Linked DNA regions of Mus musculus: region 2 is linked to region 1. A link is a loop called in an ENCODE intact Hi-C map of the cell type or tissue named here. Cell type or tissue: left cerebral cortex. All regions are shown on one strand.

What was found. Peaks named below come from ENCODE experiments on the same cell type or tissue, not always from the same donor. Only the 100,000 strongest peaks of a DNase experiment are listed, where the experiment ranks them.
Region 2: it touches region 1 in a loop (2.0-fold over the local background); 11 of 42 quality-filtered maps call a loop at or near these places.

The regions. Positions count from the first base shown.
Region 1 is chr13:30,970,204-30,978,203 of GRCm38, reverse strand. Exoc2 (exocyst complex component 2) reads left to right here and starts at 4,157. Exons shown (of 28, transcript NM_025588.2): 1 at 4,157-4,208. In left cerebral cortex, no CTCF peak of the experiment used is centred here; DNase peaks (open chromatin) are centred at 284, 965, 1,448 and 4,119; H3K4me3 peaks cover 1,747 bases; H3K27ac peaks cover 1,035 bases.
Region 2 is chr13:30,908,121-30,916,120 of GRCm38, reverse strand. It overlaps Exoc2 (exocyst complex component 2), which reads left to right. Exons shown (of 28, transcript NM_025588.2): 7 at 4,871-4,951. Among named protein-coding and RNA genes, the nearest start is that of Hus1b, 36 kb to the left of the region's middle. In left cerebral cortex, no CTCF peak of the experiment used is centred here; DNase peaks (open chromatin) are centred at 2,956 and 3,813; H3K27ac peaks cover 269 bases.

The sequences.
Region 1 (8,000 bases):
ATGGTGCTATAGTTAGTTCTTGATTTCTTTTTCAGGACTGTGGATATTTTTGTTTCCCATCATAATTTGCTGTTGAACACTTTGAATATTTCTTTTCAGGAGCAGTGAAAAATGAAGTACTTCTCAACTTTCCTGGTTAAGTGTCTTTGTTACAAGGGTGCAGCCGGGAACAACAAAGGTTTCACTTGGTGAAAGTGGAAAGTCTATGTGGTTTGAAAATGCTTCCTAGCTTTAATCCGTGCATCTGTTCCTTATGTGAAGACATGCTGGCTGGCAACGGGCTGCCTCCTCACTTACAGGATAGAGAGTTGAGGATGAAGACATCCTGAGTGGGTAAGGCACAGCTTCCTTTCTACATAGCTTTTCAGGTGCAGAGCTACAATGTTGGTGTCCTGTCACTGCCTTGAGAACCTGAGGTCAGTCCCTGTGAAAGACATGCTTCTGAGCCTTACACTTTAGGGGAGTCCTGCTGAACATAAGGAAATGCCATCATGGACAGACAGGACCAGGATAACCAGTGGGAGAACAGACCTTGGCAGCTGAGCTACAAAATGGAATCCAGTAACCCTGCCTTCTTCAGATGCTACCACTTTCATGGATAAACTGGGAGAAAGTGGGAGATTTATGTAGTTTTCTATGTCAGTCCTATGGCCACTGACATTGTGCAAATTTATTTTTGCTCAAACTGAACAGGCATACCTGTTTCAAAGTAAAAAAGGAAATTCCAAACTATCTAATATCACACACACACACACACACACACACACACACACACACTCACTCACTCTCACACACACAGATTCACACACACAGGTTCACACACTCACAGACACACACACAGAGACTCACACACTCACAGATACACACTTAGACTCTCACACTCACAGACATACACACATACTCTCATACAAAGAGACACACACACACAGGCAGGCAGACAGACAGACAGACACACAGTCACCTACTACTAGCTAGCAATCTGAACTAAATTAGAAGCCGTGGTGAGAGGACACCCCTGCAATCCCAGCACTTGTGAGGCAGAGGCAGGGAATTTCAAAACCAGTCTGGGCAATACAGTGAGACTCTTTGAAAACAATGACAGCAAAGACCAACAAAATAAGAAAAACTAAAAGTAACTAAAACGAAACCATACATTTAGTTAGAAACCCCCTATTTAGGACCCAAAGGGATCTTAATTCCTATTCACATATAATCATAGCATTTGATTATTTCTGCCCTCTGGGGACTGAAAAGGAACTAGAGAGCATCCCCGGATGCTAACTGAGCCCTTCCCACATTCTGACCCAGTTCCTTTTTTTTTTTTTTTTTTCCAGGCTATGTGGCTCTCATATATCTTTGGCAGAGAGAACCTTTCCTCAATTTCTTCACTCCCTCACGGACCACCTACGGACATAAGCTGCCACCAGCGACGCCCAGATATAAACACAGGTGCTCAGCACATCTGCACTACTGCATGGCAGGAAGAGCCAGATGGTCGGGGTAACAGTAACACCAGGCCTCCTCTTTAGAGCCAAGTTTATTTACAATTTTCAAATTGAAATATGCAAATTTCAAGTAAATAAAAAGCCCACGGGGCTCCATTTCACTGTAAAGTTGATCAGAGACATATGACTCTGCTGAAGACTTTTCACACTGAGACCTGGAGCCAATGAGAAATGGAGATTGCTAGGTTCATATCAGGGCAGTTGCTAGGAGCACAGGATAGCTAAAACGAAGGTAAAAAGGACATGAGTCAAAGGGTTTCCTAAACCAAGAACCATGGCTAAGGAATTTCTGAAAGAGCTCGGGTTGTGTGACAGACAACCTTGCAGGCTTTCAAATTGTCTCTGCAGCTTTAACCACGAAGGATGCCAACACTGGTAGTATTCGCTTAAAGCATGTCAACTGTCACTATATCGTCAAAATTTATCAAACATTGCTTTTTTTTTCTTTTTGCTTGGCTGTTTAGCAGATTTTGAAGTAGATGGCTAGAAATAGATCTCTCCCCACAGCTTTGGTGAACACTTGAATCTCAGCTTTTCATCCTACAACCATTTTGTGAAGCACACACAATCCCTTCTCTCAGGAAGTTCAAGAGTAGGACAAGAGAGTAAATGAAGAGACTGGTACTCTGCTGACAGGTCTAATGGATGGCCAGCCTGGTGGACTGAATCATTGTCACAGTGGGTCTCTGTGGTACATACTATGAGAATGAATATGGCAGGAATGCCCCAGCAAGGACAACTAACTAATCGTTAGCTTCTCCTAAGAAGGCGCCTTAAGAGATGGCATCTTTACAGTTGTGTTGAGGGTTAGGTTGCACACTAACTATGTATGGCCCCTTTCAAGCTGACATGCCATGCAGTACTGAGTACTTAAGGTATTGATGTAAGGCAAAACAGATACATAAATTATCCAGGGAGCCTAGTGGTGTCTCCTGGTGTTTCCGAAGACTGTTTTAGATAGATTGGAAGTACTGTGTCAAAATCCTTCTTTTTAGTTCTAATGAAATCTGAAAGTGTTGAGAACATAAACCTATACAATGATTTGTAGCCTCAGTGGCTACCGTAGCAATTTTAGTTTTAACAGTTTTATTTTCTGGCAACTTCTGCACCAGTGTTTGCTAGTTAGTTTCAGGGTTAGGAGCAGAAACTTGAGGGAGGGGAAAAATAAAGAAAATTGTACCAGTGTTCTTTATGTTAACAAAAGAGTCTCTTTCCTCTTCTGAGTGTTTCTGTTTCACTAGCATAGTATATTTATTATTATTATTTTTTTTTGATCCAGGGAAAACTCTGTGAGTTTTCCAGAGCCACCATTCTGGCTTTGATGATAGGCAGCCTTACCTGACAAATGGCATGTCACTGAGACCTGAAGGGTTTTGTTTCACAGTGAAAGGCTCCGTGACTGCCAGAGATTTCTTACAGTATTTCCTTAGGACCTCTGCTGCCAAGTCTCTTGCTCACGAATAAAGAGTGTTCCCTTGATCTTCAAAATGGATGGTCTGGAAACACTTTGACGTATCTTCTCACAAATAGGAGAGAAAAATGAAGCCATACAATATCTCTTAATTCATAGTGCCTGTACGACACCCTCTTCAGTGTATGTACTGAATGAAGCATAAGGTATGCTTCACAGAAAGATATCTGAAAAAAAAATAGCTTAGGCCAGTGGCTCTTAACCCCCCTGGGGGAATGATCTTCACGCAGGGGTTGTTTAAGACCATCGGAAAACAGATATTTACATTGCCTTCATAACAGTAGTAAAATTACAGCTATGAAGTAGCAACATAATAATTTTATGGTTGGGGGTCACCACGATATGGGGAACTGTATTAAAGGGTCTCAGCATTAGAAAGGTTAGGCTGTTATTGGTCTTAGATAATGGGCACCCCGTAGCTACTTCTCTCCACAGTCATGGCAACACAACCACAGGTAGACCCTATGCTTCTGCCATTATCCTCTGCTGAAGATCACTGTCCTTCGTTCCTGCTACAGAGGAAGCCACAGGGATATGTCTGCTTCAGTTCAGCTGGCCATCTCCAGAGTCCACAGGAGGGTACCTTCAAACCTTAGGGCTTATGGGCTGTAGATAGCAGTCGTTTCTATAATATGGGGGTCTTGTGAGTTTGCAAATCAATTTGCCACTCAGACCCTTGGGACCCCAAAGCTCTGACCTGTGAGAAATCTTAATAAGGCGGGCACTCCTGGCTAGATGCAGTCCTTTGACTGAGGTTTGCCTCTTGACCTGGTGCTGATCCCTGACCGCTGTGGACTCTTGGGCAACATCTACTGTGACTCTAACCGACTGTATCCTCTTTACCCCTCCCCTCTTTTTCCTCCCCGAATTCCACCCTTCCACTTTCTCCCTCTCCTCCTTTCTGCTTCCCTCCTTCTTTTCTCCCTTTCCCATCAATTCCTCTTCTCCTTTCCACCTCTCCACCCTTCTCTCCTCCTCCCTCCCCACTTTCCCTTTCTTCCCTCTCTGTCCACTTCCATGCCGTCGATATCCTCTAACTTCCCTTCTCCATAGTCTGGTCCTCCTTCTATTCCTTCCCCTCTGGGAAGAGGCGGTCCATCCAGCACTCGGTGCTCGGCTAGGCGGCGGATCGACGCGCTCGGCGCTCGCGGCGTGCGGAAGTGCGGCCCTAGTGCTGGCTGCGGCGGCCTGGAACCGGTTGGCTGGGACCTGACACCGCCTGCAAGCTGCAGGTGAGTGTCGCGTCCTGGGTGAGGACGCCCCGGGTCCGGAGTGGAATTCCGCGGTGGCACGGGACCGTCGGGGCTGGGCGACCTGGGGAGGCGCGGTGAGGGACCCGGGGCGCGGGGCTGAGTGTGGGAGCCGCGGGCCGAGCCTTCCCCACCCGCCTCCGCGCAGGCCGCCGGGCTGGACCCGGAGGAGCGGCTGGTGTGCAGGGTCTGCTTGGAATCTGTTTAAGTCCCCCGCGCTAACGTGGACGGGAAGCTTGAATGGTTTCCTTTACTACTCTGGGAGCAGCAAGTGCGGGTTCAGCCACACCTCCATTCGGCCATTTGAATGCCTTACACTAAAAACACTAATGGCAACTGGTTATCTCTCTACTAACTTTGTTTATAAAGCTTAGCTTGTGATGGCCCAGGCTTGGTAACAGATTCCCCCAATGGCAAGGAACTGAAAGTCAAAACAAGAATGATCTAAGTGTGAACAATTTGTGATTCGAAAGGTGACAGAAAGACGCTGATGTGTGCTTGCCTCTTACATGTTCTCTTTTGTTTGACACAGTAGACAGTATTTTTAAGCAGGGGAACCTCTGTTTGTTGGAAACAATTTTTGGAGTTATTAGAAAGTAGTCCTTTTTTTTTCTTTTTCAATTATTTAATTTACTGTACCAGACATTTTGAACTATTACCTTCCAAAAGGTGATACCTTGAAGATTACATTCAAAACATTTGTAAAGGCTGTATTCTAGTATGGGGCTTCTTCAACTTTTGCCACCAAAAATTTATAAAGAATTTCCATGGTTTTATATGTAAGTTTATAAAATAGGTAGACAATCTATGTATTCACTATCTGTAAATCACAAAGCTTTTTATTTTAGGACAATTTTTGTATACATCAAACTTACCATTTATTAAAGATGAAAGCATAGAGTTGGATAACTCGGTTCTTTTCACATACATAGTTAAGTCTTGGTTTAATATTTGTAACTACGGGACACTGAGCATCTTCAGGGCTTTCCAGAGCTGATTGATTATTTTAATTTTCTAATCATCGGTAGGAAGAGCAGTTCTACATACAAATACATAGTACACAGTGGTAGAAGGACAGTTAGAAACATTTTGGAGATTGTTGCAAATTTGTCCTTACTCCCAAGCCGAATCCATTGGTGATCTTTTAGAACTTCAAATCAGCAACGTAAAAACCAGTTTTTCAGATTAAAATTCGGACACAACACGATTTAAAGACCCAATCACTTGGTGATTACATGCTGAAGAATGCCAGTAGGGAAATGTGAATAGTCTTTGTTTTCTGTAATAAAACCATTTTTCTCCTTTAAGAACAGAACATTTTGTTTGTGTGTGTGTATATACGTATATACATATGCATAATATATACATATATACACATACATATATACATATATGAATACACACATATATGTATACACACATATATGTATGTGTGTATATATGTATATATTTGTTTGTATGTATGTATGTATATATGTAGTGTGTTAGTTTTTTCAGTGTTGTAACCAAGTACCTGCTAAGCAGTTTAAGGGAAGAAGGTCTCACTCCAGTTTATAGATTGGAGTTATATAGCCTATGCTAGTGAGGCTGCCTCATAGTGGCAGGACTGTGCCCTGGGACCCCTCAGGAACAGGAAGCAGATAGAAGTCAGGATGTGGGGCTGGGCTCTGAAACCTCAAGTCCCCACCCCCTAGTGACTCACTTTCACAACAAGGCTCTTCATCTGTAAGCTTTCATAACTGCCTAAAACAGTGTTAGGAGGTTCTGAGCCTATAGGAGATATTTTCTATTCAAATCGTAACATACAGTGAAAACAACTGCTATTTGTAACATATAGTACTTTGACGCTGAGTTGTAGGGTTTGGGTTGAATACTCTTGGGTACTTCATGACATGGCAACGTGCACAGAGAGAAAGTTCAGAACCAAGGCTGGGATGAAGTTGGATTGAGTACTGCTGGTAACACCTTTGATTCACTATGGATTTCATTTTTTAATTCATTTTTGATCCCATGTGTTTAGAAGACTTTCATTTCGCTTTTTCTTTTTTTTCCTCTCTCTGCATTCAGTTCCACAACCCTGTATAACCTACAGGATTGCCACTCACAGTTTAAGAATCTGTATTCTGGTAAAAGACTTGGTACCAAATAGAATCTCTAAGTGTATAGCTACAGCAGGATCTTACCACGTAGGAAACACTAGGGATAAACTTGTCTCTCAGTTATCTTTTCACACAGGCTGTGGTTTTACTCTTCTTTCTTTGAGAGGGTCTCACTATTGATTGATCACTATTCAGGTTGATCTTTTGTTTTTTTTTTTTTTTTTAAAGATTTATTTATTTATTATATGTAAGTACACTGTAGCTGTCTTCAGACACACCAGAAGAGGGAGTCAGATCTCATTACGGATGGTTGTGAGCCACCATGTGGTTGCTGGGATTTGAACTCAGGACCTTTTGGAAGAGCAGTCGGGTGCTCTTACCTGTTGAGCCATCTCACCAGCCCTCAGGTTGATCTGAACTCTTTGACTGAAGTGATCCTCATACCACAGTTTCCTCAGTGCTGAGACACATCACTATCTATGCCTGGCTTTTCTGTACTCAGTGTTAGCAGGCCCAGGTTCCTAGTAATGCCTACTACATAGTACACATACTACACATGTTTTTAATGTTTATCTAGTAGATGAGTTTTAGGCTTATGTTAAAGTAGGAGATTTTGAGATTGATTGCAGTGGGAAATAACTTCCGTTACCAAACGGTTTGAGGAAGTATGGCATGATAAACTCTGGGGATGTAGGTGTGCATGCCCTTGACTGCCTGCAGCGCTGGGATGGTAGGGACCACTGTAATCACTTTACAGTGGGTTTATGTTGAATAGAGGAATGATGCTATTGGTGCAAATGGGCACACTTCACCTAATTGTGGACACACAGGGAATTTTGAAGCTGTGAATACACACATAGGCTTTTTTGATCTCAATTTGGATATTAAAGTCAAATTTATTTTGGTGTAGGAATTAAAGCAACCATTCAGCTCTCCATGTGCTACGGCCAGCCAGCTGCATGACAACAACTGGGTTACTCAGCATCTCTGAGCCTTAGTTTCCCTTTTTGTGTATTCAGAGAGACTATATAAAACCTGATTATCTCAGTGTGCAGTGTGCCTTCATTCCCAGCACTGGGGAGGCTGATGCAGGGGAATGCTGAGTAAAAGATCAGCCTGGGCTACAAATGTTACCCAGTTTCAAAAGCAAAAACAAATGTGACTTCTATAAACAAAACAAACACCAAGGACAGCAAGAAACGTCACCAATTAGATTTTCTCAGTCTTTGGGCATTGGAAATTTGCACTTTCGTAAATCATGTTATCATTTAGCATTTGTCTTATGTCTGAGTATTAAGGGTTGTGATTATCAAGAAAACTCACCTGATACAGGGAGTAGTTCTTGTCATCCCCATATCTCCCAATTTTGGCATATGACTTAGGTGTTCATAATGCCGTCAGCCTGGATTCAGAAGGGGTATTTTTGTCCCTCAAAAAATATCTTGAACCAAATGTAGTAATGGGTGTTGAGAGGAGGAGTGGTATGGGATCGAGTGAGAGGGAAAGCTTTGAGGAGTCCAAAGGGACAGGGAAGGTCTATGAGCATGGGCATAATTTGGGCTGCTTCTAGGTGGCCAGTGAGCAAGCATAGGCAAGTGCTCTCTGGGTTACTTGAGGGCTTTCGGCCAAGCATGGCATTTGGAACTGAGTTGTTAGACAGTCACTTCCCCCCAGT
Region 2 (8,000 bases), 62 kb after region 1:
TAGGTCCCTGGCTATAACTCCAGTTCCAAGGGATCCATTGCCTTCTTCTGGCCTCCAAGACACGTGGTACACAGAGTACATGTGGTACACAGGCATACATACATACAAAATTAGTAATACAAACTGAAAACAAACTTTTGGTGCTGGGAATTAAATGCAAGGCCTTACACATGCTAGGCAAGTCCTCTGCTGCTGGTCTGTATCTTAGTCATATCCATAATACCTTTTGTAAACCTTGGGAAGTTTTGTTTTCATTATGTACCTTACCAGCAATGTATGATAGGAGTTATGGTTTTAAAAAGCACTATTCTGAGAGCCTTTGTCTGCCACTGTACTGCAAGACAGTTATCCCTGTAGAAAATTGATTCCAGTGATGATGTTACTGAGAAGAGTCGTAAGCCAACATGGTTCTTTTATTTGTATATACATTAGCTGTTCGTGTCCACAAAAATGATTAAAAGATATATTTGTTTAGCCTTGAATTAAAAAGGAGGAGGGCATAAACGAGAGACAGGAAGGCACATGCCTTATAGAACATACAGAAATGCCTTGTTTCCATTTGCTTATTTCTGTGCTTGATAGACTTTGGAGGGTGTCAACCAGTGCCTTCAGTTCTCAAAAACAATTTTTGATGCTGCTAGTCTTTGATGTCCTGTGTTTGTAGGAATAGATAAAGGAGCAGAGTGATAAAACCAAAACCCAGTCCTCTTCTAGATATCCTCCATGGGTGGTTGTCATTGTCTAGACTGTTTGAGAGCCAGCCCAAGTCTACTTTCTCAGCTGATCTCAACTAAATATGCAGTTTAAAATCTTTATTCTCTTTAACTTTTTTTGCATTCATTTTTTTCATAAAATACTGCTGTATGCCCGCGTAACAAGCATTGTGTTATTTCTAGCAACAGGCGTCTTTCCCTTGCTTACACTTTGCTGTTTCTCCCACTTTTGTTGGCTTTGATGCTCCTGAGGGTCTCCAGCTGCTGTTCAGGCAAGCCCCTAGCAAGTCTTTAGCTCGAGAAATGTTTCTGCCACATAAATTACGCAGCAGATGTAAGAGGCCCTTCTGAGCTCAGTAGCACCTTTGGTTCCACTCCTCTGTTCCTTTACCGGTCCCCGAATGCCCTTGGAGCCCATGCATTTACATCTCAGTGGTCACTTGTTTTTGGTGGCAACCCCCAAATTGTGACTGTTTTGCTGTGGCCAGACTGAATGAATGTTCTTGGCAGTACATAAAGAGACCAAAGCAGAATTCATACACAAGCCACTCAGTACCAGTTTGCATGTTGTAGCTGCTCCAGGAATCCTGAAGCTGAGCTGGGGTTTTGGAATTTTCGGTCTGGCATGTCCTGTTGATGTATGATGTAGTGTAGGCAGAGTGCTAGGACGCAGTTCCCTGAGTGAGTCATTCCTACCTGTTGGCTTTGTGTGGCAGCTGAGATTGGTTTTATTAGTTCTTATTTACAGTATAATTAGGGAAGGAAAGGAATGATAGGTTACTTGCCCAATTTAAATGTGACATGATTTAAGCACTGTTAGCTTTCTGTTACCTTCTGTTACTATAAATATTTGTGATAATTGACTTACAAGAAAAAAGGTTTATTTTGGCTCTTGGTTTCAGGGATTTTGTTCTACGTTGCCTAGGTTTGGGGGTGGTTGTTGCTTTGGTTCTCTAATGAGGCATCTTGCCGTGGTGGAGTATATGGCAGAACACACTCAACAGAAAGCAAAAAGGAACCAGAGGCAGGGCCCAAAGCAGTAGTTTTCCCTTTAAGGGCATGCCCAAATGACCCACCTTCCAGTACCACCACATGTAATGCAGTGTCCTTGAGGACAGTCAGCACTGACTGACGTTTTCTATGATAGTTAATAGAAACCAGTTGCTTAATGGGCATTTTAATGAATTTGAATTAGCAAAATACATATTTCATCTCATCCATGTCTCGTTTATTAAGTATAACCTTCAGAGTCTGGGACATTAACATGACTAAGCTACAGCCTATCTATATAGACCTAGAACTAACCTTGGCCATGCTTTTAAGGGTAGCTGTAAGAAAAAAACAAATGATGAAGATAATGACTGCAGAATAGAGGCTGTAACATTTTTACTCTGTGGTTGTTTATGGAAATAGTCTCTGCTCTGGCTTTAATGTTCTGACTCATACAGGCTAGCAGGCAAGCACAGTGGTTAGAGCATATAGTATGACCTTGCATAGCAATGCATTTTTATAGATATTCTCTCTCTCTCTCTCTCTCTCTCTTTCTCTCTCTCTCTCTCTCTCTCTGTGCCTTATTTAACAGTGACATCTATGTAAGGGCATGCTTAGGCATTTTGAGTTTTTTGACTGAAGTTGCAGTTTCATATTTTGCTCAGTGTGTGTGTTTTACAGACAGTGAGGCAATGATGTAGTTCAAAAGAAATAGCAGACCCTTTCCTAGAACTTCAATTTTTCTTTAACTAGTGCTCTTATAATACCTTTTTGTTTCCTAACTTTAAGCTTATGATGTTCAACTAGCACACATATTTAAGTTTTTAATAGATTAGAAACAATAACAAACCTGTGATCATGTACCCAGTTGCTTATTGAGTTATTCTATTTAAAAATGTTTTCAGAGAAAATAAAAGGCCAAATGAACCAGACATTGGGTTATTTGGTTTAATTTTCTGGAAAATAGGATTGCTTTTATCAGATCCCAGTGTCTCTTAGACCTCATGCTTGGCTGACAGCTTGACAGTGGCTCTGCTGTGGTAGAGATGGGTTGGAGGAAGTTGCTCTGTCAGCAGAAAGGGCTGTAAACTGAGCTCAGAGAACCAGGTCACCCCGTCTTGACCTGCTGATCAGTGATGGCTTATGTCAGCATCAGAAAATGTGGCCACACAGTTTCCTGTATTGTTGGTTCTCACTTAGAGAATAACATTTGCAGTGAGGCTGTGGAGCATGTGCTGCCTGCCCGCTCAGGAGCTCAGGACAGTGAGCTGCACAGGGCCAGCCCTGCGTTTGCAACCAAGCTTGTCAGAGCATCGTTTCAGCAGTGCTACATGTGCTGTGGGCAGACTTGCTTCCCTAGAGCAGTCTGCCTAGTGTAGCTTTTAATGCTTAGACGCAGGAACATTCTCTTCCGTTTAACTTTACAAGTTGAATGCAAGTTTAAGCTTTGATGTGTGGGAATATGTTGGGTCATTTCTACTGTGTAATTTAAGTTTGAGCCAGTAAAGATTCACAGTTTCTTTACTCTGAATCAACAAAGACAATTTTTAAAAAGTAGTGACTGTTCCTCCCCCGTGCGTTTGTTTTTTCTTTTATGAATGTGTTGATTCAATTCAGTACAGGAACAGTTTGTGTGTTTTAGTATGTAAAACAAAATTGAGGTAACATTACAGGAAAATGTATTATAAAGAACAAAATTAGGATTAAAGGCTAATTATAATAACAGAAAAATAAACATTCTCTGGACTTGAGAACATATTCAAAAGTATTTGAACACTGAATTTAAATTTTAAAAACTTACTGAGTTAAAAAAAACAGTGCATCAAATTGAGTTATATAAGTCTTGTAAAAGAAATAGACACATCCACATTTACATGAAGTAGGCTTGTTTGTTTCTGAAGCATAAACTGGCACCTGTCTAGGTAACCAAGGGGAAGCTATAACAGATTCACCATGTGAATGTCAGTGAGTGCCTAATTAATATTCACAAGTGCTGTTTGGTTCACTGAAAGACCACAAAGTGGAACATCTTGCATTTGGGTTTTCACTTGAGCAAATTGTGTGAAAAAGTAGAAACCCAGGCTGCTTCTGCCACTGTTGTGAGGAGAAACTTCTTTTTTTACAAGTGAATACAGTTCCCTAAAGGCACAGTAAGTTTACAGCTCTCATTTTACAGACATGCAAACAGAAGCCTAGGTAGTGCCAGTTAGTTACTGATCTGTGCTGCGTGGGCAGCATGGACTGAGGCCTTAAAGACTGGAACCTGACTGCCCGAGCTCACATTCCAAATTTGGCTTGGTGACCTTCTGAGACATGTTTATTTGGGTGTTACCACGGTCTTCTTTCTCATCGGTCAGATATAAATACTGGGATGCACATCACTGTCAGTGGGTGACACACGCACCTCAGAAGTGCAGTCTTCATGCACAGTCACAATTCAATTAGGGTTTGCTCTGCTGGCTTCATTTTGTCACAGCTTTAAAATTTGAAATCATAGTCTTAATTCCTTACCAAAATAAGCCTGAGAGCTGTTTTAAACTTTCCCTCTTCATTCTCCAGTATTCTTTATTATTGAGTCAAGGAATGTAAACACCTACCCACCCCACCCCTGCCTACACACACACACACACACACACACACACACACACACACACACACACTTTCTCTGCACAGTGTTGGTACATTGATATGCGTTCTGAAATGTTTCCATGGAACCTCTAGGAAATTATTGTGAATATAAGAGAACTAATATGTATTCCCCATGTGATAGTCCAGGTCTGAAATTAAATTTTTTGAGGTTGGTAGAACCCAAATAGTAGTACTTTCTATCTTGCTGAGGTAGAAGAATGATTTCCTATGGCCACATGAAGATTGTGCTAAAGACCCACAAAGCCTGAAGCTCCGCTTTCGCTTTTCCTTTTCAAGTCTATATTGAAGACCAGATGAGTGTGTCTGTTGTATACTACTTGAATAATGTTAAGGTGTGAACAATGTAAATAGTATCATCTGTGTTTTCCCAGAATGTTGTATATATATGTTCCTCTTGAATGGTGAAAATAATAGGACAATTTCTAAAATTGTTTTTCAATGGCTTTAAAAAGGCTTTTTTATCTTTCTGTCCATTAAAGTGGCCCACGTTGAAACTAGGTTTGTTTGCTTTTTCCTAGCTATCCATCAAAAACTAGAAGCAGATGGAACTGAAAAAGTAGAAGGATCCATGACACAGAAATTGGAGAATGTCCTCAATAGTAAGTTTGTCTACTACTGACGACTGTTGATGGCCTTTAGAACAAGGTGCAGTGCAGGTCTGCGGGATTTCCCAGGGCAAGGGCTTGGTAACGACTTACAAAACCTCAAGGACAATAGAATGGAATGAATCTGTTTGCATTTTACTTAGTTACATTTCTCAAGAACTGTAATTTGCTACCTGGAAACAAACAGGCACTGAGACAGCAGCCAGGGCTACTACTGAGTAGACACTGGCATCTCCATTGTCAGACCTGCCAGCACGTAGGGCAGAGCCTCAGCTCCTGCACAGCAGATGCCCAGGCAACGTCTGTCTGTTTACACTTTGCCCTCCCCAGAGGGACGTACTCTAGAACATTCTGTAAAAGTTGATGGCCCAACAGACTCCCAAGTTTTCTGTTTCCTCCTTTTTCCCTTTTGTTCTTTTTCTGACATTCCGAGGTATTTGCCCCAATAGCAGAAGAAATTCATCAGATAAATTAATTTGTACTATTATTAAAATTATTACATGTTTTAAATGTAAGTTATGTTTCCCACATGTAGTCACTGTGTAATATGAAGTAATGTGCATAGGATAGCCTTGAATACACGGTTCCCTTGGAAAGAAGGGTTAAAAAAATGAAGCAACCTCACATAGATGTTTAGAGATTTTATGAATTCAGGGTTATGAAACAAAGTGAAGTTTGTTTTTATGGCTTGGTTTAGTCCCATGAGTAGAACATCCTGGGTCTTATGTAACCATTTTCTTCATAGGTCCAGTGATGTCAGTAAGAAAATATTTTGTAGAAAGAATGCTACCTTTGGTGGAGGCTTTCCTTGGTGGTAGAATTTGAATCCTTGGACATTCCATCTAAGTTTCTGGATTTAACGGGACTTAAAACCTGTCCCTTTGTTTATCACTCCTGCGGTTATTGCTTGTCTTGGGGTTTGTTGTGCTTTTGCCTCTAAGCACCAAGTCATAAACCGTGTTTAAATGAATATATTCTGAATTTTCCGTAAATAAGTATTTACCCAAGCCATCTCTGCGTCTTAAAAGAGACAGAGCATACAGCCACACAGATAAGCAGAGTGTGGCAGGTAGGCAGTGGGGTAGGTGGATGCAGGTGTGTCTCTTGCAGGGTTTCAGCAGCATGAAAGGGAGGCAGTGGCTCTAGATAGGAGACAGGCTGCAAGCTAGTGAGCAGGAGTGATGTAAACTCTGTGCCCACCAGAGTTCTCCTTAGACTAGAGTTAGCCTTGAAGAGGTGAGCGCCCAAAGGAGCTCAGCCAGGAAGCCGTGTGATGGAGTGCTTAGAAGAGCGGGCTGGGTGGGCTCACTGTTGAGTCAACAGGAGACCAGGTGCGCGTGTGCGTGTGCTATCAGAATCAAGTACGAGAAAAAAACTGAGTTCTACTAATTGATTATTTGGTGAATATTTGGTAGATTGCATTCAAAAAAGAAAAAGATAAGCCAGCCCTAATTTTAGCTTTTTCCCAAACTTGCATCGAAACAGATTGGTTCATGAGAGCCAACAGCTTCAGCTCTCTAGCATGTGAGTGTGTGTGTGTCTGTATGTGTGTAGGGCCCCAGGATGTGACATGGTTGATGGTTGTGTGAGTAACTAGTGCACACTGTCTTAGGCACTGTGTGCTGTCACCCAGTTACAGAAAGCAACTAGCTAGTCTTCCTGGCGCCTGTTGAAACAGAGGCACTCAGAGAAGGTTTAGTCTTTGGGAGGCCCTGCCTTTGCCAAGTACCAGTGTGCATTTTTTGAGGTACTTTAATTCTCCAGCTACTTTCACATTTGCTTTTCTGTTTTCAATACCTTGTCTCTCCCTGGGACAAACTGTGTGATGGTTGGGAACCATCCTGTGTTGTTCTAGCCGCTATATTCCTATGAGGCACAACACACACACACACACACCTCACTTCTGTAAACTCTCTTCTCAAGTTGTCCTTACAAAGAAAGAGACTAGTGTCATCACCTTGAAATAGGAGACAGCATAATGTCTACTCTAAATAAACATGTCTGAAATTATAAGATACCATTAGAATGACAAAAGTAGATCTTCTAGGTGTCTGTAAGAGACAGGTATGAGTGTAATGGATTAGTGTATAGTGTGACAGCAACTTCTTCCCTTGATACCCTAGGGCACATTTCACTGCTCTGTAGGTCTACTGTGGTGGCATAAGGGCTTTGTGGTTAGTTAGTTCGTTCGTTCGTTCGTTCGTTCCTTCATTCGTTCCTGGGGTCCATGTGTGAGACAGTGATAGTCATTATCCAAATGAACTGCTGAGGAAACCATTCTCAGACAAGGGGAAAGAATAGAAGACAAGGAGAAAGCCCTAGCATCAGCCTCTGTTAAACTGGGCGTCTGAGGGCAAAGGCATGCATGCGTGGCCCTCTGATCCACATACATTTATTCTGTGTTCATTCAGTGGACAGCCAAAACCATATCAGTTGCCTTAAAGTTGGGCATTCTTGGTGTGAGGGTGGAGCAAGGTGTATGTGAATTAACACACATGGAGGATTTTGGTGGGATGGCTTTGTGGACAACCAGCTGATGTCTTTGTCCACATCATTAGCCCCACATGTGATGAGGACCCCGTTCCTCTGCATAGTGCTCTTGTCTCCTTGCAGTCATAGGAGATTCTCAAAGCATTTTGTGACTGCTGGTGACTATATATGATGTGTAGATAGATCTTAGTTTCATTGCTCTGAAACATTTTATTATTTAATATCTTTCATAATGTCAGAATTATGAACCATATTTTTATTGTAAATGCAGTGCAAATCACAGAAAAATCATAGTTTACTAGTGAAAGTTGTCTATATAATTTTCAACCTTGTATAAATTCAGGTTCTCAATTCACAAATTTTGGCATAAATTTTAATTTCAGTTTAAATTTCTTCTTATAAAATTATCTATAGGAAATATATGTATTTTATTCAAGAGTAGTATATTTTCTACCTGTTCTCGTTTTCATATTTTTAGAGTTCAAATTATTGGCTGGAATTTTTTTATTACTTTAGAATGATGAAAATAATTTGAATTCAGACTGTTTGCTCT